Regions from separate parts of the Homo sapiens genome. Here region 2 is linked to region 1. Evidence: chromatin loops called from intact Hi-C (ENCODE). Cell type or tissue: B cell. All regions are shown on one strand. Each heading gives the region's core, and the rest is flanking DNA. Links, peaks and the distances in the headings are about the cores only.

Evidence for each region. A loop is a pair of places that touch in the nucleus more often than their neighbours do. Peaks named below come from ENCODE experiments on the same cell type or tissue, not always from the same donor. Only the 100,000 strongest peaks of a DNase experiment are listed, where the experiment ranks them.
Region 2: a loop joins it to region 1, with 2.0 times the contacts of the local background. A loop is called at or near these places in 1 of 110 quality-filtered maps.

The regions. Positions count from the first base shown.
Region 1 is chrX:55,911,973-55,924,635 of GRCh38, forward strand. It overlaps a transcript of KLF8 not described here. Among named protein-coding and RNA genes, the nearest start is that of RRAGB, 200 kb to the left of the region's middle. RefSeq lists enhancers at 7,019-8,218, 7,670-7,919. In B cell, for the core only: no CTCF peak of the experiment used is centred there; a DNase peak (open chromatin) is centred at 7,619; H3K4me3 peaks cover 314 bases; H3K27ac peaks cover 486 bases.
Region 2 is chrX:55,968,636-55,981,298 of GRCh38, forward strand. It overlaps a transcript of KLF8 not described here. Among named protein-coding and RNA genes, the nearest start is that of RRAGB, 260 kb to the left of the region's middle. In B cell, for the core only: no CTCF peak of the experiment used is centred there; no DNase peak of the experiment used is centred there.

The DNA of each region.
Region 1 (12,663 bases), core at 5,809-9,808:
CTGATGTAATTGGTTGGGGCACAGCTTGGAAGATGGATTTTTAAAAGAGCTCCCTAGGTAATTCTAATGTGCAGTAAAGGTTGAGAACCACTTGCTTAGAGTTGAGGTTGTCTTAGTATGGTGCTTGGACCAGCAGCATCAGCATCACCAGGGAACCTCTTAGAAATGCAGATTTTCAGGCCCTACCCCAGACATACTGATTCAGAAACTCATACTGATTGTGATAAAACAATCAGTACTTTTTTCATACACCATCTGGGTGACCTGGATACACACTGAAGTTTGAGGACTACCTTAGAGGTTAGAGGTTCTCATTTTTTTTCATTCCCAATACACCTAAGGAATATAACACACTCCTATTAGTAACAGAGGCTCACTGTGCCCTGTTTGTGAAAGGTGGAGAAGGAATATGCCTGTTCCCATCCCATATCAGAATCCCCATTCCCATTCCCTACTGCAGAATTTACAATCACTGTTTTAGAGTATATGGCTTTTTAAATTATATGCATTATTTCCTTTAATTTCAGCACTCAAGTTTCATGCATCACTTCACTTCATCCTCACAATAATCTTGTGAGGTAGACACTATTATCATTGCCATTTTATAATTGAGAAAACTGAGGCACAGGAAAGAAAGTACCTTATCCAAGATCATACAGCTAGTAAGTGTAAGAGATCCATCGTCTCCTGTACTTTCTAAGTTGTTTCATCAGTTAGGTTCCTTCTCTCTTATTTTCTTAAATTTCTTCTTATTCGTTGATTTTCCCACTCATTCAGCCCTATCCACCTAACATTGCTAACATATATTGAAGACCTCCTTTGTATCAGGCCCCTCTATTGAGCATGTTACAGATATCAATGTATATAATGTTCACAGCAGTCCTATTAAGTAGATACTATTATTTTCCTCATTGTTCAGTTAAGGAACTTGGGGCACAGCAAAATCAAGCAACTTGCCTAAGCTTACACAGCTAGTAAGCGGCAGAGCTGAGATTTGAACCCAAGTGTATGAAGTCTGTGCCTGACTATTATGCCATACTACCTAATCTTAAGCTTACAAGCACATTTTTTCCCTTCTCTAAATCTTTCTTTGAACTCATTTAAATTACCACTCCCATTTATTTTGTGCAGTTTCCATTTAAACCATCACTGAAACTGTTCTTGCCAAAGTTACTTAATGATCTGTCATGTTCAGTGCTCTCTCTTTAGATCTTCAGCCTTCTTGCCTCTCTACTACATTCAAGGCTGTTATATCTGACCTAGTTTATTATAATAGCTCCTTTATTGTTCTCTCTGCCTCCAATCTGTATGTCCTTTGCTATGGGTTGAATTGTGTTCCCCAATATATGTTGGAGTCTTAATTCCTAGTTTTTCAGAATGTGACTATTTGGAGACAGGGTCTTTATAGAGGTAAAAATTTAAAATGATCTCATTTTATTTTTTTATGAGATCATTTTAACTTTATTAAATTAAGTGGGCCCCAATTCAATATGACTGGTGTCCTTATAAAACAGGGAAATTTGGATACAAAGACAGACTCACACATTGGGAATATGATGTGAAGAGACATGGAGAATACAACCATCTGCAACCCAAGGAGAGGCCTAGAACAGATTCTTCCTTCACAGCCCTCAGAAGGAACCAACCCTGCTGACACCTTGATTTCATACTTCTAGCCTCCAGAACTGTGGGACAATAAATTTCCATCGTTTAAACGAACCAGTTGGTGACACTTCGTCATAGCAGCCCTCGGAAATGAATACAGAGTAGAGGGGAAAGGTTATTCCAGGCAGGAAGAATCTTATTACCAGAGGCAAGTAATGGGCATTAACATAATGTGGGTTGGAGAAGAACAGGGTAGGGTTAGAGAAAGGGTGAGTTTAAGAGAACTTTTTCTTGTGGTGGTAATACATATGGGGTAAAAGCAGTGGCTGGAAAAACAGCAAGGTTAAAATTCTTTCTCCTAGTGTTTCAGGGAAATAGCTAAGTTTCAAAGAATATTATCTAGCTAATGCCTCCTAATGCTAAAATGGCCTATATTTTGTTCCTTAGAAAGCTGAACTTAGGAATAACTCTCTGAGCTGGGAACATTTTACTGGTCAGTGATGGCATGATACATATGTAATGGACAGAGAACATGGAAAGGGGTTCAGAGTACATTTTTACAAGAATAATAACTCAAATATGATCTGCAGCTTTGGTTTAATTAAATCTGGTCATATATATTAACCATTTCCACTTATGTAAGGCAGATGGCTTTTGAAATGGGGAAGCAGCATTCAGTTATTCATCCCATTTATTTGTTCAATATATATGCCATGAGAACCCTCTATGTAGTCAGCTCTGTGCTACAGCCTGGGTATACAAAAATCTGAGACCTCAGTCTTGCCCTGGAGCTCAGCTGGGAGACAGACAAAACTCTAGCTAACATCTAACATTTCTTGATTACTTAATATATGCCATGGACCATACTAAGAAAATTCACAATAGTTATGCTCACTTTTTAGATAAGGACACTGAGGGTTAGAGGAAAGTTGAGTCAACTTCAGGAGAGGAGTTTTGGCAAACTTGCCAAGTGAGAAAGTTATTAATATGAGCAAGTAAAATGTGGGTGATTTGTGGGGTTAGACGGTCAGAGAAGACTTGCTAGAGGAGATGATATTTGAGTCTTGAAGGATAAATAGGAGTTTTCAACATACACAAGTTGAGAAAGAAGGAGCATGGCAGATGGAAGGAACATTATGTATAAATCAATGGAGACACCAGAGATATGCTATGTTCAGGAAATAGTGTTTCATTATGGCTGACACATAAGTTGGTGGCAGGAAAAAAGACTGGAAAAGTAGGCACAACCCAGGAATCAACCATAAATAAGAGTCTCTTATTTTTTATAAGCACGATATGAGGAACACTATACCCGAAAGCTATTCTTTACTATTCAAAACATTAGAGATTGCATAAACAGCTGCTTTCAGTACTGTACACAGAAATTAGAGGGATTTTTTTCACTGAGGGTCAGTCAATGAAGACCAGAAAAATTACTGGGACCAGAAGGTAGACAGAAACCTTAGGACTCAAAAATCATTGTTGATCAGGGAGAAGGGATGAGACTGGTACTTTGTGGGAGTCTGGACTGGTAGAAATGATTACTAGTCAGAGTAGTCAAAGCAATAATAATAATTTTAATAATACAGCAATAAATGTACCAAGTACTACTCTAAGCATTGAATTTACTATATCCATTTGATAAATGGGGAAACTCCAGTACCCCAAACCTCTGACAATAGCTGTAAAGAAACTGGGAATACTCTGCTAATAATTTGTAGAATTTGAATTTGAACGCAGATAGTTTGGCTATACAATCTACATTTTTAATCATTATGAAATATTGAACTAACTAGTCAGTAAGACCAAAAAAGGAAATAGAATCAAAGTGAGTCAGTAACTGTGGGTCCTGTTAAGCAGTGTAATGCAATGTACAAATGGGTACATATGAAAAAGATAAAAATAGATGAAAGATCTAAGAAGTAACATGTAAGACAGATTTTGCTGACCGAGGTCACAACTCAAGGGTTCACAAGTCACATTCAGGCCACAGATGTACTTGCCTTGAGCCATGTTCTTTTCAAAATTTGAATTAATTGCCAGTGTGTAAAAGGCAGATGATTTCACATAAAATAAGCTCACAGTTTTCTTGAAAAACTTGAAATGTGTGGCATCACTGGGCCTATACTGCCTCATGGTGACACTTAACACAAGCTGAAGCAGCAGCTTCCCCTTTATACATGTTATTTATTCATTAATATCCTTTGGTTGCAAAGGGTGTAAACCAGCTGAAGCTAGCTTAAACACAAGAGCAATGTGACTGGATCTTAGGAGTGGACTGGGTTTTGGAAATGGGAAGTTGTCAGCAACCTAAGGTGATTTTCTTTCTATGTCTTATATATGCTTCCCTTGGCATATCTGCTTATTTCTTCTCTCTTAGCAAATTATATTACCTAGTGAGCAAGAGATAGCTCCCTCATCTCTCGAGTTTATAAGTTACAGTTCAGTCACATGAACAGGTACTGGTTCTGTTTGTTCCAATTCCCAAATCACAAGGAAGTGGACACTCACCGATTGACCAGGCTTGAGCCAGCTACTTATACCTAGATAAACCAGCTCTGATCAGGAAGCTAGGGTCATGTAATATAAGCTATTGGAACACCTTTGCTAATCAAAGAGGAGTTATAAGGTGGTCACTATGTACAGAGCAGATATTTCCAAATGTGTCCCCTGTACGAAATATTATTTTGGCCCTACCCACTTTGTAGTAACTTCTTGTGTTCTCTTGGAAGTTTCACTGCCCGTAGCCCTGGCCTACTTGATATGCTTGCCAGGCTACGTCCTGCTATTTTGAGAATATGTAGGGTTGACTGTGCTCCCAGTGGCCTAGTCCTTTCCTGTAGTGAATCTATTCCTACTACTGTATAAAGCAATTTGAGGCCAAAATTGCCATAATAGCCTTCTCCAATTTTCTTTTTGCACTTTGAAGTCCAAAGGGCTTCCTTCAGTGGCTTAAATTTATCTTATTAATCATCATAATGATCTAAAGGCTGGTGAGTGCATTCTCAAAGGGTAACAGGCATGGATGGAAAAGAGGGAAGTCATGGGGAGAGCAGCTGATACCAATGTGCCCAGGCCTAGAGAATTAGCAAGAGTTGCATTTATAAATGTAATGCCTGGGCTTTAGAACTACACATAGTGACAGTGATTAACTAACTGTGTTTCCCGTTTGTGGGTCCCCTTACTCCCAGGAACTTTCCAAGGTTTATGCTTCCCTGCTAAGGCTTTGGATACTTCTTGTATCAATGATTTTTTTTCAGTGACTTTAAAGTTCCCTTCCTGACACTCCTTACTGAAGTAGCAGTTGATATTTGAAGTTTTGCTCTCAGCAAAGTTTCCTTAGAGCTGTTGTCAGAGGTTGGCTTCCAGAGATTGCTAACCTTAGACAATGTTGAGAGAGAAGCTTCTTCTACCCTCCAAAATGCCAAAGTAAGCTGATCTGGCTGAAACTATCCACTTTCAAGATCTTGGGATAGATTTTTTCCAAAGGAATCCAATCTCCCTGCTCAAGTCTTGCTGCCTCCTCTGGAATCTGCTTTGCTTTTTATAAATAGAATAGAATTGTTCTGACTTCCTCAAGCTAAGAGTTGCTTATTTCCAGAGTGAGAGTCTACATTTTTCAAAGTGAAATGGGAAGAACCCAGAGCCAAAATGAAGCAACTTCCTAGGAAGAGTAATTTCACTTGGAGCATTTGGAATCTAGGCAAACATTGTTTTCTTTCCCTTTCCTCTTTGATAAAGTCAGTTCAAGTTCCAATAAAATGAATATGGGTTTCTTACTTTGGATCCCCTGTCTCCTTTATCCAATTCTTTAGTTGGCAGGTGAAGGCAGTATTTATCACAAATAGCAATAATAATTAACATTTATTGAGCAATTACTAAGTGCAAGACACTATTCTAAATTCTCGACAAGGCCTACATACTAAAATGGTCATGATGGTGTGTTAAAGTTATCCCGTTTTAATTCAAAATAAAGTCAGGAAATATCATCCTTATAAACTGTGTGGGTTTAAATAGAGAGTGACCTTGGGAATCTTAAATTTGTATTTCACACCCTGTCATCTACTCACTCTTCTGCTAGCAGGAAACAGTACACTCATATAGTGGAAAAAGTACTCAAGCAAAAGAGCTTTTTCTTGAGTATTCAAGGGTCAGAAGAGGGCTGGCTTCTGAGTGCCCAGAACTGTGTTAGCCCTGTATAAAGATTATTTTGTTGACTCTTCAGTACAATTCTATGAAATATTATTGCTCCGCCACCTTTTCTTTTAACAAATGAAGAAATATAGAATTAGAGAAGTTAACTAAATAACTTGCTTTCAGTCACACAGCTAGCATTTGTCGTCTGGGATCTCAACACAAAATTAACACCAGAGCCCTTGCCTTTAAGTACTAGATCATGCTGCTTTTAAACACATAAATTAGGAAGGGGACAGTCTCAAATGTCGCAACTCTCTTTTATAAGTATTCTTGTATTATTTAGTAATTCAACTTCTCACTATCTTTCCTTGAATGGAAATAAGATTAGAGAGATAACAGGAGCCCCAGAAAGTAAGTAGATAAAGGAAGTTGTTTCTACCTCTGGGTTCCCATAGCACTAGACTCAGCAGTCTAAGGATATCTTAATCATGATTGTCCCCAGTGCCTAGAACATAGAAGGAACCCAGTGAATACTTGTTGAGGGAATAAGTCAATCAATGAGTTTGGGGAAATTATCTACCTATCTTGAGACTTTCTGGCAGATTATACATCATTTTTCATGTTCCTGGTCAACTATATGTAGATCATGCATATAGGTACCCAGACAGAGATATACATGCTCATTCAGAAATTGCCATCCAATCCTGATACATGCAAACTCATAAAGATATATCTCCACACAAATGAATACTTGGCATATTTGTTTTCTGATGCTGTAAAATGTACCACAAAATGGGTGCCTTAAAACAGCAGAAATTTATTCTCTCACAGTTCTTGAGGCTAGAAATCTGAAATAAAAAATAAAAGTATTGGCAAGGCCATGCTCCATCGAAAACCTCTAGAAAGAATCCTTCCTGGTCTCTTTCAGCTTCTGGTAAGTCCAGATATTCCTTGGCTTGTGGCAGTATAACTCTAATTTCTGTCTCTCTCTTCACATGGCTATGTCTGTGTGTATATGAGCGTGTCCGTGTGTGTGTGTGTGTGTGTGTCTTCACTTGTCACTTTCCTCTTCTTTATAAGGACACCAGTCATAATGAATTAGGGCCACCTTAATGATTTCATCTTGATTACATTTGCAAAGACTTTATTTTCAAATAATGTCACATTCACAAGTACTGATGGCTAGGACTTCAACATATCATTTTAAAGGTCACATTACCACCCAAAATGGTCTTCCTTTGGCCCTCCAAAATTTATGCCCTTCCCATGGGCAAAACACATTCACTCTATCACAACATCTCCAAAAGTTCTAACCCATTCCGGCATCAATTCTAAGTCTTAAAAATCTCACCTAAATTTAATCAACTCAAAGAGTCCCAAAACTCATCTTCTACTTCATCTGCGTAAGGAAGGATGAGACTCAGGGTGTGGTCCATCCTGGGGCAAAATTTCTCTCTTCTGTGGACCTGTGAAACCTAGAAAAAAAGTTAGCTGCTCCCAAAATACAATGGAGTTTTCAGATTAAGAGGGTGGATAGAAGGCATGACTAGCTTGCAGCTCCTGGTCAGACTGATAGAGCAGTGTGTGGAGACTCACTTCGTGAACTTTTGCTCCCAAGAACTACCACAGGAACACACCAGGAAAGCCAAGAAAATCCAGAGATCCTTTGAAGGAACTGGATTACCGCTGCAAACTCCTGAGACACTGAAAAACTGTGAGCCTGCTTGCTCTCTCAACAGGGAGGTTCGTGGTCTGGGGCGAGTTCTCAGCCCTGGTCACCGGCTGCCTCGAAATAGACTCAGTGATGTTGGCGGGGGCATGGGGGAAGTGAAACCCGCTTTTAGGATTGCAGGCTGTGTGAGAGCTGGGTGAGGCCTGTGACTGCCAGGTGTCCCGCACTTCCCTGGCTACCTGTATGACTCAGCAGAAGCAGCCATAATCCCCCGGGAATATAACACCATTAGACAGGGAACCACACCCCAGCCCCTACAGCAGCCACAGCAAGCCCGGCCCAAGGATAGGCTGAGCTCAGACATGCCTATCTCTGCCCCCACCTGGTGGTCTTTCTCTACCTGCTAGCTGAAGGCAAAGGTCATAATATTTTGGGAGCTCTGTGGCCCTGCCTGCTGCCTGAGAAACCTGAATACTTAACCAGGTGTCTCTAGGGCAAGTTTGCCTCCTCCCTATAGGACTGCAGCTATTGCACTCTTGAAAGCACCACTTCCTGGCTGGAGGCCAACCAACACAAAACCAGCCCACTAAACAAAAACACAACCAAGGACCTGCACCAAGTCCACTTCACTTCCCTGCTACCTCCACCAGAGCAGATGCTGGTATCCACGGCTACAAGACCTGAAGATGAATCATATCACAGGAGTCTTTGCAGAAACTCCCCAGTACCAGCTCAGAGCATGGTAGCTCCCCCGGGTGGCTAGACCTAGAAGAGCAAAAACAATTACTACAGTTCCTCTGTACTGTAGGAAGCCCCATTCCTAGGGGAAGGGGGAAAACACCACATCAAGGGAGCACCCCGTGGGACAAAATAATCTGATCAACAGCCCTTGAATTCCAGATCTTCCCTCTGACATGGTCTACCCAAATGAGAAGGATACAAAAAAAACAATTCTGGTAATATGACAAAACAAGGATCTTTAACATACCCAAAATATCCTGCCAGCTCACCAGCAATGGATCCAAACCATGACGAAATCTTTGAACTGCGAGAAAAAGAATTCAGAATGTCTGTCATTAAGCTAATCAAGGAGGCAATAGAAAAAGGTGAAGTCCAACTTAAGTAAATCAAAAACATGATACAGGATAGGAAAGGAAAATTCTTCAGTGAAATACATAGCATAAATAAAAAACAATCACAGCTTCTGGAAATCAAGGACACACTTAGAGAAATGCAAAATGCAGTGGAAAATCTCAGCAATAAAATCAAACAAGCAGAAAGAACTTCAGAGCTCGAAGACAAGACTTTTGAATTAACCCAGTCCATCAAAGACAAAGAAAAAAGAATTTTAAAAAATGAACAAAGCCTCCAAGAAGTTTGGGACTATGTTAAATATCCAAACCTAAGAATAATTGGTGTTCCTGATGATGAAGAGAAATATAAAAGTTTGAAAAACATATTTGAGGGAATAATCAAAGAAAACTTACTCGGCCATGCTAGACATCTAAACTTAAAAGTAAAACCCCAAACTATAAAATTCCTAGTAGAAGAGAATCAAGGCAATACCGTTCAGAACATAGACACAGGCAACCATTTCATGATGAAGCCGCCAAAAGCAATTGCAACAAAAGCAAAAATTGAGAAATGGGATCTAATTAAAGAGCTTCTGCACAGAAAAAGTAACTATAATCAGAATGAACAGACAACCTACAGAACTGGAGAAAATACTTTCAAACTATGCATCTGACAAAGGTCTAATATTCAGCATATACAAGGAACTTAAATTTATAAGAAAAAATCCCATTAATTCATCTTGAGTCAATTTTTGTATCAGGTGTAAGGAAGGGGTCCAGTTTTAATTTTCTGCATGTGGCTAGCCAGTTTTCCCAGCATCATTAATTTAATAGGGAATCCTTTCCCAGTTGCTTGTTTTTGCCAGGTTTGTCGAAGATAAGATGGTTGTAGATGTGTGACCTTATTTCTGAGATCTCTATTATGTTCCATTGATCTATGTATCTGTTTTTGTATGGGTACCATGCTGTTTTGGTTACTATCGGCTGTAGTATTGTTTGCAGTCAGGTAGCATGATGCCTCCAGCTTTGTTCTAAAACCCAAAATTATAAAAACTCTAGAAGAAAATCTAGGCAATACCATTCAGGGCATAGGCATGGGCAAAGATTTCATGACAAAAACATCAAAAGCAATGCTACGAAAGCAAAAATTGACAAATGGGATCTAATTAAACTAAAGAGCTTCTGTACAGCAAAAGAAACTCTCATCAGAGTGAAGAGACAACCTACAGAATAGGAGAAAATTTTTGCAATCTATCCTTCAGACAAGGTTCTAATATCCAGAATCTATAAGGAATTTAAACAAATGTACAAGAATAAAAAAACCCCATTATAAAGTGGGTAAAGGACATGAATAGACACTTCTCAAAAGAAGACATTTATGTGGCCAACATACATATCAAAAACAAACTCAACATCATTCATCATTGGAGAAATACAAATCAAAATCACAATGAGATAACATCTCATGCCAGTCAGAATGATGATTATTAAAAAGTCAAGAAACAACAGATGCTGGCAAAGCTGTGGAGAAATAGGAATGCTTTTACACTGTTGGTGGGAATGTAAATTAGTTCAACCATTGTGGAAGACAGTGTGGCAATTCCTCAAAGACCTAGCAGCAGAAATACCATTTGACTCAGCAATCCCATTACTGGGTATATACCCAAAGAAATATAAATCACTGTATTGTAAAAATACATGCATACGTATGTTCATTGCAGCACTATTCACAATAGCAAAGACATGGAATCAACCGAAATATCCATCAGTGATAGACTGGATAAAGAAATATGCTACATTACACAATGGAATACTATGCAGCCATAAAAAGGAATGAGATCTTGTCCTTTGTAGGACATGGATGGAGCTGGAAGCCATTATCCTCAGCAAACTAACACAGGAACGGAAAACCAAACACTGCGTGTTCTCACTTATAATGGGAGGTGAACAATGAAAATGCATGGATACAGGGAGGGGAACAACACACGCTGGGACCTGTCAGGGGGACAGCAGGGGGAGGGAGAGCATCAAGATAAATAGCTAATGCATGTGGGGCTTAATACCTATGTGATGGGTTGATAGGTGCAGCAAACCACTATGGAACACTTTTACCTATGTAACAAACCTGCACGTCCTGCACACATATCCTGGAACTTAAAATAAAATCGAAAGAAAGAAAAAATCCCATTAAAAAATGGGCAAAGGCCATGAATAGACACTTCTCAAAAGAGGATATACATGTGGCCAACAAACATATGAAAAAAAGCTCAATATCACTCTGATCATTAGAGAAATGGAAATCGAAACCACAGTGAGATACCATCTCACACCAGTCAGGATGCCTATTATTAAAAAGTCCAGAAACAACAGATGCTGGTGAGATTTTAGAGAAAATGAAACTCTTTTGCACTGTTGGTGGGAGTGGAAATTAGTTCAACCATTGTGGAAGACAGTGTGGCGATTCCTCAAAGATGTAGAGGCAGAAATACTATTTGACTTAGCAATCCCATTACTGAGTATATACCCAGAGAAATAGAAATCATTATTTTATAAAGATATATGTATGCATATGTTCATTGCAGCACTATTCACAATAGCAAAGACATGGAATCAACCCAAATGCCCATCAATGATAGACTGGATAAAGAAAATGTGGTACATATACACCATGGAATACTATGCAGCTATAAAAAGAGATAAGATCACGTCCTTTGCAGGGACATGGATGGAGTTGGAAGCCATTATCCTCAGCGAGTTAACACAGAAAAAGAAAATCAAATACCACATGTTATCACTTATAAGTGGGAGCTGAATGATGAAAACACCTGGACACATGGGTGGGGGGTGGGGAATAACACACACTAAGGGCTGTCAGAAGGTGAGGGGTGGGAGGAGGGAGACCATCCAGAAGAATATTGAATGAATCCTGGGCTTAATACCTAGGTGATAGGATGGTCTGTGCAGCAAGCCATCATGGCACACATTTACCTACGTAAGAAGCCTGCATGTCCTGCACATGTACCTCTGAACTTAAAATAAATGTTGGAAATTAAAAAAAAAACTAACTAAAGGAAACAAGAAATTATTCTTCCTGCGTTTTTCTCATCTCTGTCTTTTTCAGCCCAGACTGGCAGTGTTTCTGTTGGTATAAAATTCTCATAAACCTCATTCACAGTTACCGAGGGTTAATACTTCAACATATCTTTTGGTGGGTCACAATTTAACCCATAACACTTAAAGATCCACGTGTGTGTGTGTGTGTGTGTGTGTGTGTGTGTGTGTGTGTATATCTGTATATACACATATATATTTGTGTGTATGTATATATATATATCTGTACATCATAGAACATTCATGTATAGTGTGCAAATGGGTTTGGATTCAGCAAATACTTATGGTCTCATCTAAAAGCCCTTCTTGATGTTCCTTAATCATGCTAAACACATGCCTGCCACAAGACTTTTGCCTTCACTTATACTCTAACACTCTTCCCTTTACCCCAGATATTTTCATGGCTTACTCCCTGTCTTCATTCAGATTTCTATTCAAATATTGTCTCTTCAGAGAAGCCTTCCTTGACGGTTCTATACAAAATAATTCAGCCCCACGCACCCCTAACATTTTTTTTTGAGACGAGTCTCGCTCTGTCGCCCAGGCTGGAGTGCAGTGGCGCGATCTCAGCTCACTGCAAGCTCCGCCTCCCAGGTTCACGCCATTCTCCTGCCTCAGCCTCCCGAGTAGCTAAGACTACAGGTGCCCACCACCACACCTGGCTAATTTATTTTTATTTTTATTTTTTAGTAGAGACCGGGTTTCACTATGTTAGGCAGGATGGTCTCGATTTCCTGACCTCCTGATCTGCCCGCCTCAGCCTCCAAAAGTGCTGGGATTACAGGCTTGAGCCACTGCGCCCGGCCCTGACATTCTTAATTAATCTTTATTGCGTGTTTCATTTTTTTTCTTAAATGTGACAGTTTATGACCATTATGTATTTATTTTGTTTATTGCCTATTTCCCCTTATTGGAATGTAAGGTTCATGAAGGCTTGGATTTTTGTTTGTTATTGTTTGATGCATTTTTTTCCCAGAGCATAAAATAGTGCATGGCACATGTTAGGCAGTCAATATTTCTTCATGCAATGAATGAACATAGAGGAAGAGGGCTTTTATAGAGCAT
Region 2 (12,663 bases), core at 4,178-8,177, 55 kb after region 1:
ATGAGTCTCACGAGATCTGATGGTTTTATAAAAGGGCAGTTCCTCTGCACATGCTTTCTTGCCTGCTGTGATGTAAGATGTTGTGTGCTTCCCCTTCATCTTCTGCCATGATTGTGAGGCCTCCCCAGCTATGTGGAACTGTGATTCAATTAAACCTCTTTCCTTTATAAATTATCTAGTCTCAGATACATCTTTATTAGGAGCATGAAAACAGACTGATACAGAAGGTCATTATGTAATGATAAGGTGGTCAATTCAGCAGGAGGTTATAACAATTGTAAATATATATGCACCCAACACTGTTGCAATCAGCTATATAAAGCAAATATAATTAGAGCTAAAGAGAGAGAGATGCCAATACAATAATAACTAGAGACACCAACATCTCACTTTCACCATTGGACAGACCTTCTAGATAGAAAAATTAACAAAGGAACATTGGACTTAATCTGGACTATAGACCAAATGGATCTAATAGATATTTACAGAACATTCAATTGAATGGCTGCAGGATATACATTCTTCTCCTTAGCACATGGTTCAGTCTCATGGATAGGCCATATGTTAGGCTACAAATGTGTCTTAAAACATTTAAAAATTGAGATAATATCAAGAATCTTCTGTGATCACAATGGAATAAAACCAGAAATCAAAAACAGAACAATTTTGGAAATTATACAGGCACATGGAAATTAAACAATATGCTCCTGAATGACCAGTGGGTCAAAGATGAAATTAAGAAAGAAATTGAAAATTTTTTTGAAACAAGTGAAAATGGAATCATGACATATCTAAACCTACAGGATGCAGTGAGAGCAGTCCTAATAGGGGAGTTTATAACTATAAGCCACTATGTGAAAAAAAGAAATACTTCAAATAAACAATTTAATGATGCATCTTGAAGAACTAGGAGGGCAAGAGCAAACCGAACCCAAAATTAGTAGAAGAGATAACAAAGAGCGGAAATACATGAAAATGAAATGAAGAAACAACACAAAAGATCAATGAAACAAAAAGTTGTGGTTTTTTAAAAGATAAAACTGACAAACCTCTAGCCAGACTTACTAAGTGAAAAAGAGAGAAGACCCAAATAAATAAAATTAGAGATTTAAAAGCAGACATTACAATTCATTTCACAGAAATCCAAAGAAACATTACAGGCTAATATAAACAATTATACACCAATAAATTGTAAAATCTATAAAAAATTGATAAATTCTTAGAAACATACAACGTATCTACATTGAGAAAATTCAAAACCTGAACAGACCAGTAATAAGTAATGAGATCAAAGCTGCATTTAAAAGTCTCCCCACAAAGAAAATCTGATGACTCAATGACTGTGCTGCTGAATTGTACCAAACATTTAAAGAAGCACTCATATTATTTCTACTGAAACTATTCCAGAAAATAAAGGATGGAATACTTTCAAACTCATTCTATGAGGCCAGTATTACTCTCATATCAAAGCCAGACAAAAACACATTAAAAAAACTCCAAGTCAATTTCTCTGATGAACATTGAATTGAAAATCCTCAACAACATTAACTAGCAAACCAAATTCAGTAATACGTTAAAAAGATCATTCATCATGATTAAGTGGATTTATTCCAAGGGGTCAAGACTGTTTTAACATGTATAAATCAATCAATGTGATACACTATAGCAAAAGAATGAAGGACAAAAACCATATGATCATCTCAATTGATGCTGAAAAAAAAATTTGATAAAATTCAACATCCCTTCATTATAAAAACCCTCAACAAAATCTGGGTATAGAACAAACAGACCACAATGTAATAAAAGTCAAATACAACAGATTCACAACCAGTATCATAATAAGTAGGGAAAAACCAAAACCTTTAAGATCAGAAACACACGGATACCTGTTTTCACCACTGTTATTCAACGTAGTACTGCAAGTCCTAGCTAGAGCAGTCAGGCTGGAGAAATACAGGGCATCCAAATTGGAAAGGAAGATGTCAAACTGTTTTTGTTTGCAGATGATATGATCTTATATTTGGAAAAACCTAAAGACACCACGAAAAAACTATTACAATGGGTAAATTCAGCAAAGTTGTAAGAGATCAAATCAACATGCAATCATCAGTAGGACTTCTATATGCCACTAGCAAACAATCTCAAAAAGAAATCAAGAATGTAATCCCATTTACCATAGCTAAAAATATAATTTTTAAACCTAGGAATTAATCCAACCAAAGAAATGAAAGATCTCTATAATGAAAACTGTAAAACACTGAGGAAAGAAATTGAAGAGGACACAAAAACTTGCAATGATATTCTATGTTCATGGATTGGAAGAATCAACATTGTTAAAATGTTCACACTACCCAAAGGTAGTCTGCAGATTAAATGCAATCTCTACGAAAATGCTAATGACATTCTTTACAAAAATAGAACAAAAATCATAAAATTTATATGGAGTCACAACAGACCTAGAATAGCCAAAGTCATCCTGAGCAAAAAGAAGAAAACTGGAGGAATCACACTACCATACTTAAAATTACACTGCAGAGCTGTAGTAAGCAAAACAACATGGTACTGGCATAAAAATAGGCACATAGCACAAATGGAACAGAATGGAGAATTCAAAAATAAATTAATGCATTTACAGTGAACTCATTTTTGACAAAAGCCAAGAACATACATTGAGGAAAGGACAGTCTCTTCAATAAATTGTGCTGGCAAAGCTGGATATTTATAAGCAGACTCAAAAAACTATACCCTTATCTCTTGCCATACACAAAAATCAAATCAAAATTGATTAACGACTTAAATCTAAGACCTCAAACTATGAAACTAGTACAAGAAAACATTGAGGAAACTCCCCAGAACATTAGAGTGGCAAAGATTTTTTGAGTAATACCCCACAAAAACATGCATCTAAAACAAAAATGGAAAAATAGATTACATCAATTTAAAAAGCTGTACAGCAAAGGAAACAATCAACGAAATGAAGAGACAACCCACAAAATGAGATAAAATATTTGCAAACTTCCCATATGACAAGGGATTAATAACCAGCATAATAAGGAGCTCAAACAACTCTATAGGAAAAAAAATCTAATAATCTGATCAAAACATGGGAAAAAGATTTGAATAGACATTTCCCAAAAGAAGACATACAAATGACAGACAAGCATATGAAAAGGTGCTCAATGTCATTTACCATCAGAAAAACGCAAATCAAAACTATAATGAGGTATCATCTCACTTCCATTAAAATAGCTTTTATTTAAAAGACAGGAAATAAATGCTGGTGAGGATATGGACAAAAGGGCACCCTTACACACTGTTGATGGGAATGTAAATTAGTATAACCATTATGGAGAACCATTTGGTTCTCCATAAAATCCATAAAATCCAGCAATCCCACTTCTAGATATATACCCAAAAGAAAGGAAATCAGTATATCAAAGAGATATCTGCACTCTCATGTTTATTGCAGAATTATTTACATTAGCCAAGATTTTTAAGCAACCTAAGTGTCTGTCAACAGATGAATGGATAAAGAAAATGTGGTACATATACACAATAGTGTATCATTCAGCCATAAAAAAGTCTTGTCGTTGGCAATAAAATGGATGGAATTGGAGGTCATTATTTTCAGTGAAATAAGCCAGGCATGAAAAGACAAACTTTGCATGTTCTCAGTTATTTGTGGGAGCTAAAAATAAAAGCAATAGAATTCATGGAGATAGAGAGTGGAAGTATGGTTACAAGAAGCTTGAAAGGGTAGTGGGGCATTGGAGAGGGGTGTGAGGATGTTTCATGAGTACAACAAATAGAAAGAATAAGATGTAGGATTTGACAGCATGAGGGTGATCATAGTCAATAATGATTTAATTTTATGTTTTAAAATAATGACAAGAGTATAACTGGATTCTTTGTAACACAGAGGATAAATGCTTGAGGTGATGAATACTACATTTACCCTGATGTGATAGTTATGCATTGGCTTTCTTTATCAGAATATTTCATGTACCTTTTAAATATATACATCTGCTATGTACCCATAAAAATTTTAAATTACAGAAAAACTGCTGAAGGATATCAGAGACAACACAATGAAATGGAAAACATTTCATACTCATGGATAGGAAAAATCTATATTGTTAAAATAACCATACTGCCCAAAGCAATTTACAGATCGAATTCTATTTCTATGAAACTAACAAGGTTACTTTTCACAGAATTTGGAAAAACTATTCCAAGAGTCATATTGAACCAACAAAGAACCTGAATAGCCAAAGGAATTCTAAGCAAAAGAAGCAAAGCCAGAGGCATCACACTACTTGACTTCCAACTGTACTACAAGAATACAGTAATTAAAACACCATGGTACTGATACAAAAACAGAAACAGACCAATGGAGCAGATTAGGGAACCTAGAAACAAAGCCACACACCTGCAATCATTTGATCTTCAACAAAATTTCAATAACAAACAATGAATAACCTTTTCAAGTAGTGGTGATAGCATAACTGGCTAGCCATAAGCAGAAGATTGAAACTGGACTCTTGTCTTTTTTCATATACAAAATCAACTCAAGATGGATTAGAGACTCAAATGTAAGCCCTAAAGCTGTATAAACCCTAGAAGAAAACCTAAGACATACTATTTTGGACATAGGCCATGGCAACGATTTCATGTCAAAGACTCCAAAAGCAATATCAACAAAAACATAAATTGACAAGTGGGAAGTAATTAAATTAAAGAGGTTCTACCTAGCAAAAGAAATGATCACAGAGTAAACAGTCAACCTACAAAATGGGAGAAGTTATTTGCAAACTATGCATTTGACAAAGATCTAATATCCAGAATCCATAAGGAACTTAAATTAACAAGAAAAAACAACCCCATTAAAAATGGGCATAAGACATGAACAGATACCTCTCAAAAGAGGACATACATGCTATCAACAAGCATATGAAAAATTCTCAACGTCACTGATTATTAGAGAAATAAAAATCAAAACCACCATGTGATAACATCTTACACCAGTCAGAATGGCTATTTAAAAGTCAGAAAATAACAAAAGTTTATTAGATTTTGGAGAAAAGGGAATGCTTATACACTGTTGGTGGAAGTGTAAATTAGTTCAGCCACTGTGGAATGTAGTTTGAAGAATTCTCAAAGACAGAAATACCATTCAAGTCAGCAGTATCATTTCTGGATATACACCCAAAAGAACACGAATTGTTCTACCATAAAGACACCTGCAGTTGTTTGTTCATAGCAGCAGTATTCACAATAGCAAAGACTTGAAATCAACCTAGATGCTCATCAACGGTGGTCTGGATAAATAAAATATGGTACATATACACCATGGAATAGTACACAGGCATAAAATACAAAACAATGTTCATTTCAGCAACATGGATGCAGCTGGAGGCCATTATTTTAAGTGAATTAATACAGGAACAGAAAACCAAATACCACATATTCTCTTTCGTAAGTGGGAGCTTATGAGGAATTGAGTACACATGGATAAAAAGAAGGGAATTGTAGACACCAGAACCTACTTGAGAGAGAGGGTGGGAGGAGGTTGAGGGTCAAAAAACTACCTGTTGGGTACTATGCTCACTGCCTCATTGCACATCAAATCACAGTGACATGCTATTTACTCACTTAGCAAACCTGCACATGTACCTCCAAACCTAAAATAAAAGTTGAAACAGAAATAGAAAAAGAGTTGTAGAATTTTGAAAAAAAATATTCCAGCCCATATTTATCAAAATTTTATTATATATGTCAAGCATTGCATACTGGAGTATGAGGATCCAATAATAAACAATAATAAGGAAAAAATAGAGATAGTGTAGGTGCAGGGTAGCTAGGATCATTTCTTTATTAATTTTTCACAAAGAAGATTGAATACACTGTGTTTGGTCATTTATAAAAATAAATACATGTATTAACATAAACCTTCAGATAAATAAATATTTGCTGAAAAGCATTCTGATGAGTAGTATTTACTTATTCATTTAATCCATATTTATTACCACATATTATGTGCCAGGTACTTAACTAGGTGCTGGAGAACTGCAATGAATAAGACATACTTGGCTTCTGCCTTTACAGATATTATAGTCTAGTAAGTGAAGACAAACAAGCTTTCTGTAAAGAATGTCATTAGCATTTTTGTAGAGATTGCATTTAATCTGCAGACTACCTTTGGGTAGTGTGAACATTTTAATAATATTGATTCTTCCAATCCATGAACATAGAATATCATTGCAAGTTTTTGTGTCCTCTTTGATTTCTTTCCTCAGTGTTTTACAGTTTTCATTATAGAGGTCTTTCATTTCTTCGGTTGGATTAATTCCTAGGTTTAAAAATTATATTTGTAGCTATTGTAAATGGGATTACATTCTGATAAACAGAAAATTAATGAAAAAACAATCAGTATGATACAAACTGTAAAATGTGTTATGAAGGAAACGTAGGATATAGTGAAAAAGGATGACTAGAGGAGGCCACACAGGGTGGTCTGGCCTCTGTGAGATGATTACATTTGAGTTGAGATCTAAAAGATAAAAAGGAACCAACAAAGACAAAAGTTTGGAGCAGGGATAGTGTTCCAGGAAGGAAGATAAGTGCAAGACCCTGAAGAGAGAATGCATTTGGCATGTTGGGAGGATTTAAGGGTAATGCAAATGTGGTGAACAAGGGGAAGAGTAGGAGAGGAATTCAGAAAGGTAAGAAGGATCTTTTAACAAATAAGGAATGTATAATAAAATATGCATTTATTAATAAATTTCTTTATTTGATTTTAAATGTCTCTCCTCAATCTACACTTTGGGACTTTTACTAAAGTCCCGAATTTCATCCTCATTCCACATATTGGGACTTTTATCCTTTCAGCATAGGGCAGATGCACTTTGTGTGTTTGCATGAAACTTTATGAACACTGAAATTTGAATTTTATATAATTCTCATGTTTCGCAAAATAGTGTTTTTCTTTTGAAATTTTTAATCATTAAAAAATTTTAAAACCGTTATTACCTTGCAGGCACTACAAGAACAGGTGGCAGAATTTGGCCAATACATTATATCATGCAGGACCCCTTGTGTCCTCATTTGTATAATAGGCCTCTTTTGATGAAGGGAATGGCTGACTTTTTTAAAAAAAAATTGAGGTATAATTAACACATAAAAATGTATTCATGGCCAGGCGCGGTGGCTTACGCCTGTAATCCCGGCACTTTGGGAGGCTGAGGCGGGCGGATCACCTGAGGTCAGGAGTTTGAGACCAGCCTGACCAACGTGGAGAAACACCATCTCTACTAAAAATATAAAATTAGCCAGGCATGGTGGTGCATGCCTGTAATCCCAGCTACTCGGGAGGCTGAGGCAGGAGAATCGCTTGAACCTGGGAGGTGGAAGTTGCGGTGAGCTGAGATCACGCCATTGCACTCCAGCCTGGGCAACAAGAGTGAAACTCCGACTCAAAAAAACAAAAAAACATGTATTCATATTTTCATATATCTATACATTGTGAAATGATTACCACAATCAAGCTAATTAACATATCACTTCACATAGTTACCTTTTTTGGTAGTGAGAATATTTAATATCTGTTCTTTTAGCAGATTTTGAGTACACATTACAGTATGATGAACAATGTCACAATGCTGTTCATTAGATCTCTGGAACTTATTCATAGTGCATAACTGAAACTTTGTTCTTTTTACTCAATATCGTCCCATTTCCCCCAGCTCCTGATTACCACCATTCTTCTCTATGATTCTATGAGTTTGACTTTTTTAGATTTCACATATAAGTGAGATCATGCAGTATTCGTTTTGTGGCTTGCTTTTTTCACTTTTACTTAGCATAATGACCTCCACTTTTATCTACGTTGTCACAAATAACTTTATTTTTAAGGCTAACTAGTAGTCCATTTGTGTACACACACACACACACACACCCCATGTTTTCTGATTCCTTTGGCAGTTCGGCATGTTTTGTGGTTTCATATGAACTTTAGGATTTTGTTTTTGTGTTTCTGTGAAAAGTGCCTTTGGAATTTTCATAGGGATTGCATTGAATCATTAGATTGAGTTGTACTGACATTTTAACAATATTAATTCTAATCTATGGACATGGGATATCTTTCCATTTATTTGTGTCATCTTCAATTTCTTTCATCAGTGTTTCATAGTTTTTGGTGTACAGGTCTTTCACCCACTCAGTTAAGTTTATTCCTAAAGAATTTATACTTTTTGTCATTATTATAATTCTTAATGTCTCTTTCAGAATTTGTTCTTAGTGTACCAAAATGCAATTGATTTTCTATGTTGATTTTGTATCCTGAACTTTACTGAATTTGTTTATTATGTCTTAGAGTTTATTTGGTGGAGTATTTAGAGATTTTTATGTATAAGATAGGTCATCTGCCAACAGAGACAATTCTACTTTTTACTTTATGATTTTGATGGCTTTTATTTCTTTGTCTTGTCTACTTGCTCTGGCTAGGACTTCTATACTGTGTTGAATGAATAGTGGTAGCAGAAGTGAACACCTTGTCTTGTTTCTAATCTTAGAGAAAAAGTCTTCAGCTTTTCACCGTTGGGTATGATGTTAGTTGTGGGCTTGCTATATATGCCTTTATTATGTCAAGGTACATTCAGTCTTGGTAAATGTATGTCTGGGAATGTATTCATTTCTTCTTTGCTCTTCAATTTGTTAGCATTTAATTGTTCCTTGGAATTTTTGTGGTATCAGTAGTAATTAGTTTTATTTATAATTTTATTTATTTTATCTTCATTCTTTTTTCCTTTTTAAATGTAGGTAGAGTTAACTGTCCTTTCTACCCCTTGCAATGCATCCTTCGTGTGTGTGTGTGTGTGTGCTCCACAAAAGTGCTATAATCTCTCAGTGACTTCCCTATCTCTTGTAATTGTATTTTCATGCATAGATAATTGTTCAAATGGATGTTTTGTGAGAAAATTAGCACTGGAAACTCCTATTCCGCCGTCTTGCTTGTGAATGCACTTTTATTATGTGTACTGGCTAAAGTTGACTTAAATTTTATTCTGAATGTTAAAGGGTAGCCATTGGAAGGTATAAAGAAAGGGGGAGATATTATTTGATTTATGTTTTAAGATCACTTGCACTGCTAAGTAGAGTTGAAATTGTGGGAGACGAGAGTAGAAGCAGGGAGACCTTTTGGAAGGGAATTGCACCAGTCCAGGAGCCTCTTTATATAGTAAGGACAAGGAGAGCTCTATCATTTTCCAGAGATGACTATTATTTGTGCTGGATTGGCTGGGTTTTTTTGGTCTACGTTATAATTATGGGCTGTCCTTCCATGGTAGAAGGCATTGATGATCTGATGGTTGGAGTGGTTCAAAGGGGGCATTCTGCTTTGCTTTCTCACTCTCTCTTACATTCTCTCTCTCTCTATATATATATAGATATACATGTAGAAAGATAGACACACAGACATGTTTCTGTCTTTCCCTCTCCTTTTTCTCCTTGCCTTCTGTGTTTCCATTCTCATTTTGATTTGTCCTCAATCCCATATAAGTAGTATTTCCGTTTTGTGGCTTTTCAATTACCCTCTTAACTATGAAAAATGTAGGGAACATTATCCAATATTTGTATTTGGAAGATCTCACCACTATGGTTTCTAGTTTCCCTTCTGCAGACATACAGACATATGTACAAGTTGATGTTTTTCCGTCTTTTAACAATTAGTGTGGAAAAGGCTGCATTTCAAAGAACAGGTAACCTTCTTTTAAAAATTTTGTGTATACTCGTTATTTTCTTTACAAAAATCTCATCAGGAGGAAATGTATGCCAGCACATGTTTTCTGATTTCTTTTTTTGTTATTGAAAAGTATAGTTTATGTACCATAAAATTCACCCATTTTAAGTTTGATGAGTTTTGGTGAAAGTAGCCACAACCAGTTTGAAATTTTTGAGCACTTTCATCATAGTGAAGTCTTCAGGAGGATGTCTTTGAAGACCACATGCCTCATTGTTTTACATTTTTTAAAGGAAACTTAGATGCATACCTAGAAACAACCTGAGTTTTTATTATTAAAAAACTCATGCTTAGGTTAAGCTGAAATTGCCTCCCTATAACTTTTGTCCTGGTCCCGTACTTTGTCTCACATTGTAATAGTAAGGACAGGCAGCAATATAAATAAGAGCATATAAATGTTATCAGTTCTAGGAGATAAACATATTAAGGATATAGTGAGGTTACAAAGAAGGCAATCATATATCTACAGAGGCAAAGAGGGGTATGGCTTAAGGAATGTTTGGATCTGTCTTAAAAGATAAAAATTGGACTTGGGTAGACTGCAGACTTGGCATATTTTATACAGAGGACACATGATAACCAAGACAAAGAGTAATGATATAATTTGGCTTAGTTCAAGAACTTGTAATCAGTTCCATAAATCTGAAGCATATAGGGCGAGAGAGAGAGAGAGAGATGTGCAGTAATCCCTTGTTATCCAGTTTTACTTTGGGCAGTTTCAGTTCTCATGGTCAACCATGGTCTGAAAATATTAAGTGGAAAATTCCAGTAATAAAAAATTCATAAGTTTTAAATTGCATACTGTTTGGAGTGGTGTGATGAAATCTTGCACCATCCCACTCTATCCTTCCTGGGATGTGAATCATCTCTTTGCCCAGCTTATCCATGCTGTGCACGCTACCTGCATCCTAGTTGCTTAACAGCTTTCTCAGTTCTCAGAACGAGAAAAGTAAAACATAGTATGTATGAAGTTTGGTACTATCCATGGTTTCAGGCATCCACTGGGGGTCTTGGTACATATCCCACATGGATACAGAGGCACTCCTGTAGGGAAATATAAAAAGGGAGGATGCCAAATCACAGAAGACTTTGTATGTTTTGATTGGTACCTTGTACTATCTTTATAGATAATAGATAGACATTGATGAATTTTCAGCAATTGGTATGGCCAGCTTTAATAAGATTACTCTTTGTGAAGCAGCAATATAAAGGCTGTAATGGAAGGACTGAAGCTGAGGTCAGAAAGACTGATTAGGAAAACACTGCAGTGATCTTGCAAGATATGGCTTCCAAAACAAAAAAGCAAATGCTGTGGGAATGGAGAAGAAGGGTTAGTTTTGAGAGACGTTTTGAAGTTGATTCAACAGGATTTGATGACAAACTGGATATGGGAGGTGAGTGAGAGAGAAGTTAAAAATGACTCCCAGATTTTTGACTATGTGTAGGTCTGCCATTCACTGAGATGGGAATACCAGGAAATAGAGTAGGTTCTGTGATGCTTCTTTGTCAATATTTATCAATTTAGAAATAGTATAGGCCACCAGAAAGGGCTATTTAGAGCTTGAACAGGGCCAAGGCAGAAAAAGTTTTAAGGTGCTAGTTAGTATACCATTGAAGTTAGTCTACCATTTAAGTGACTGCAGGCCAGAAAGGAGGCAAGTGAGGCTTTGAATGGGCTGATGGATCGAGAGAACACATATGTGCTGAGGAACTGGAAATCAGTATAAGGATGAAAAGGAGTTTCAGTGGGGAAAGATCAGTGGGAGAAGTCAAGAGGTCAGAATGATAGGACTATGTAAGAATTGTTTCAGGCAATAAGAAAATAAACTCACATTTACTGAGTGCTTGTTGTGAGTCACATGCCACAAGTGTTACCTCATTTAATACTCAGGTCAGACATCAACTTCGCTGAGCTTCAGGTAATTAATGTCTCAGATGGGGACAATATGATCACACATAGGGAATAGAGGAGGGTAAGGTTTGGAGATAGGATTGGGAGAACAATTAATTTAATTTGGGTCATGTTGAGTTTGAGAGGCATCTGTGTTCTGACAGGTCAGTATAAACTGATACATGCAGTGACATCCATTCTGATTGGTCAGTGCATGTACCTTATCAATTAAATATTCTGAATATTGCACCTTTTCCTGGTCTATTCACCGTGCATAATTTGATGCCACCGTGGTAAAGGACAAATGACTATAGATCCTGTATTTTAGGTCCTGCTTAATGATTCCTGGGCTAAGAGACATGGTTAAATCAATTGTCCCTAATGCAACTAAAGCCTGGTTCCTCACTTTGTGCCCTAAAAGGAGGCATTATGGATGATGTGTGGACAGAGTATGCACTTTGTGCACAAATTATGTACCTAATAAGTGTGCGAACTGTTATTTGCCTTAAAATCTTAGGCTTCTCCCCCCCTCCATAGCATATGACCTCCTTTTACCGTTTGAAGTCTGAGGTAAAATTATTTTAAGTAGGCCGGGCCCGGTGGCCCACGCCTGTAATCCCAGCACTTTGGGAGGCCGAGGCAGGTGAATCACCTGAGATCAGGAATTTGAGACCAGCCTGGCCAACATGGTGAAACCCCATCTCTACTAAAAATACAAAATATAGCCAGGCTTGGTGGCGTGTGCCTATAATCCAAGCTACTTCAGAGGCTGAGGCAGGGGAATGGCTTGAACCCGGGAGGCGGAGGTTGCAGTGAGCCGAGATTGCACCATTGCACTCTAGCCTAGGCGACAGAGCAAGACTCCATCTCAAAATAATTAAAAAAAATTATTTTAAGTAATACCAACGTTCAAAAGTAGGTGGTTCAGGGGATACTGTAATCCACTTTAGTTCTCTGGACAAGAAAATAGGTTCTA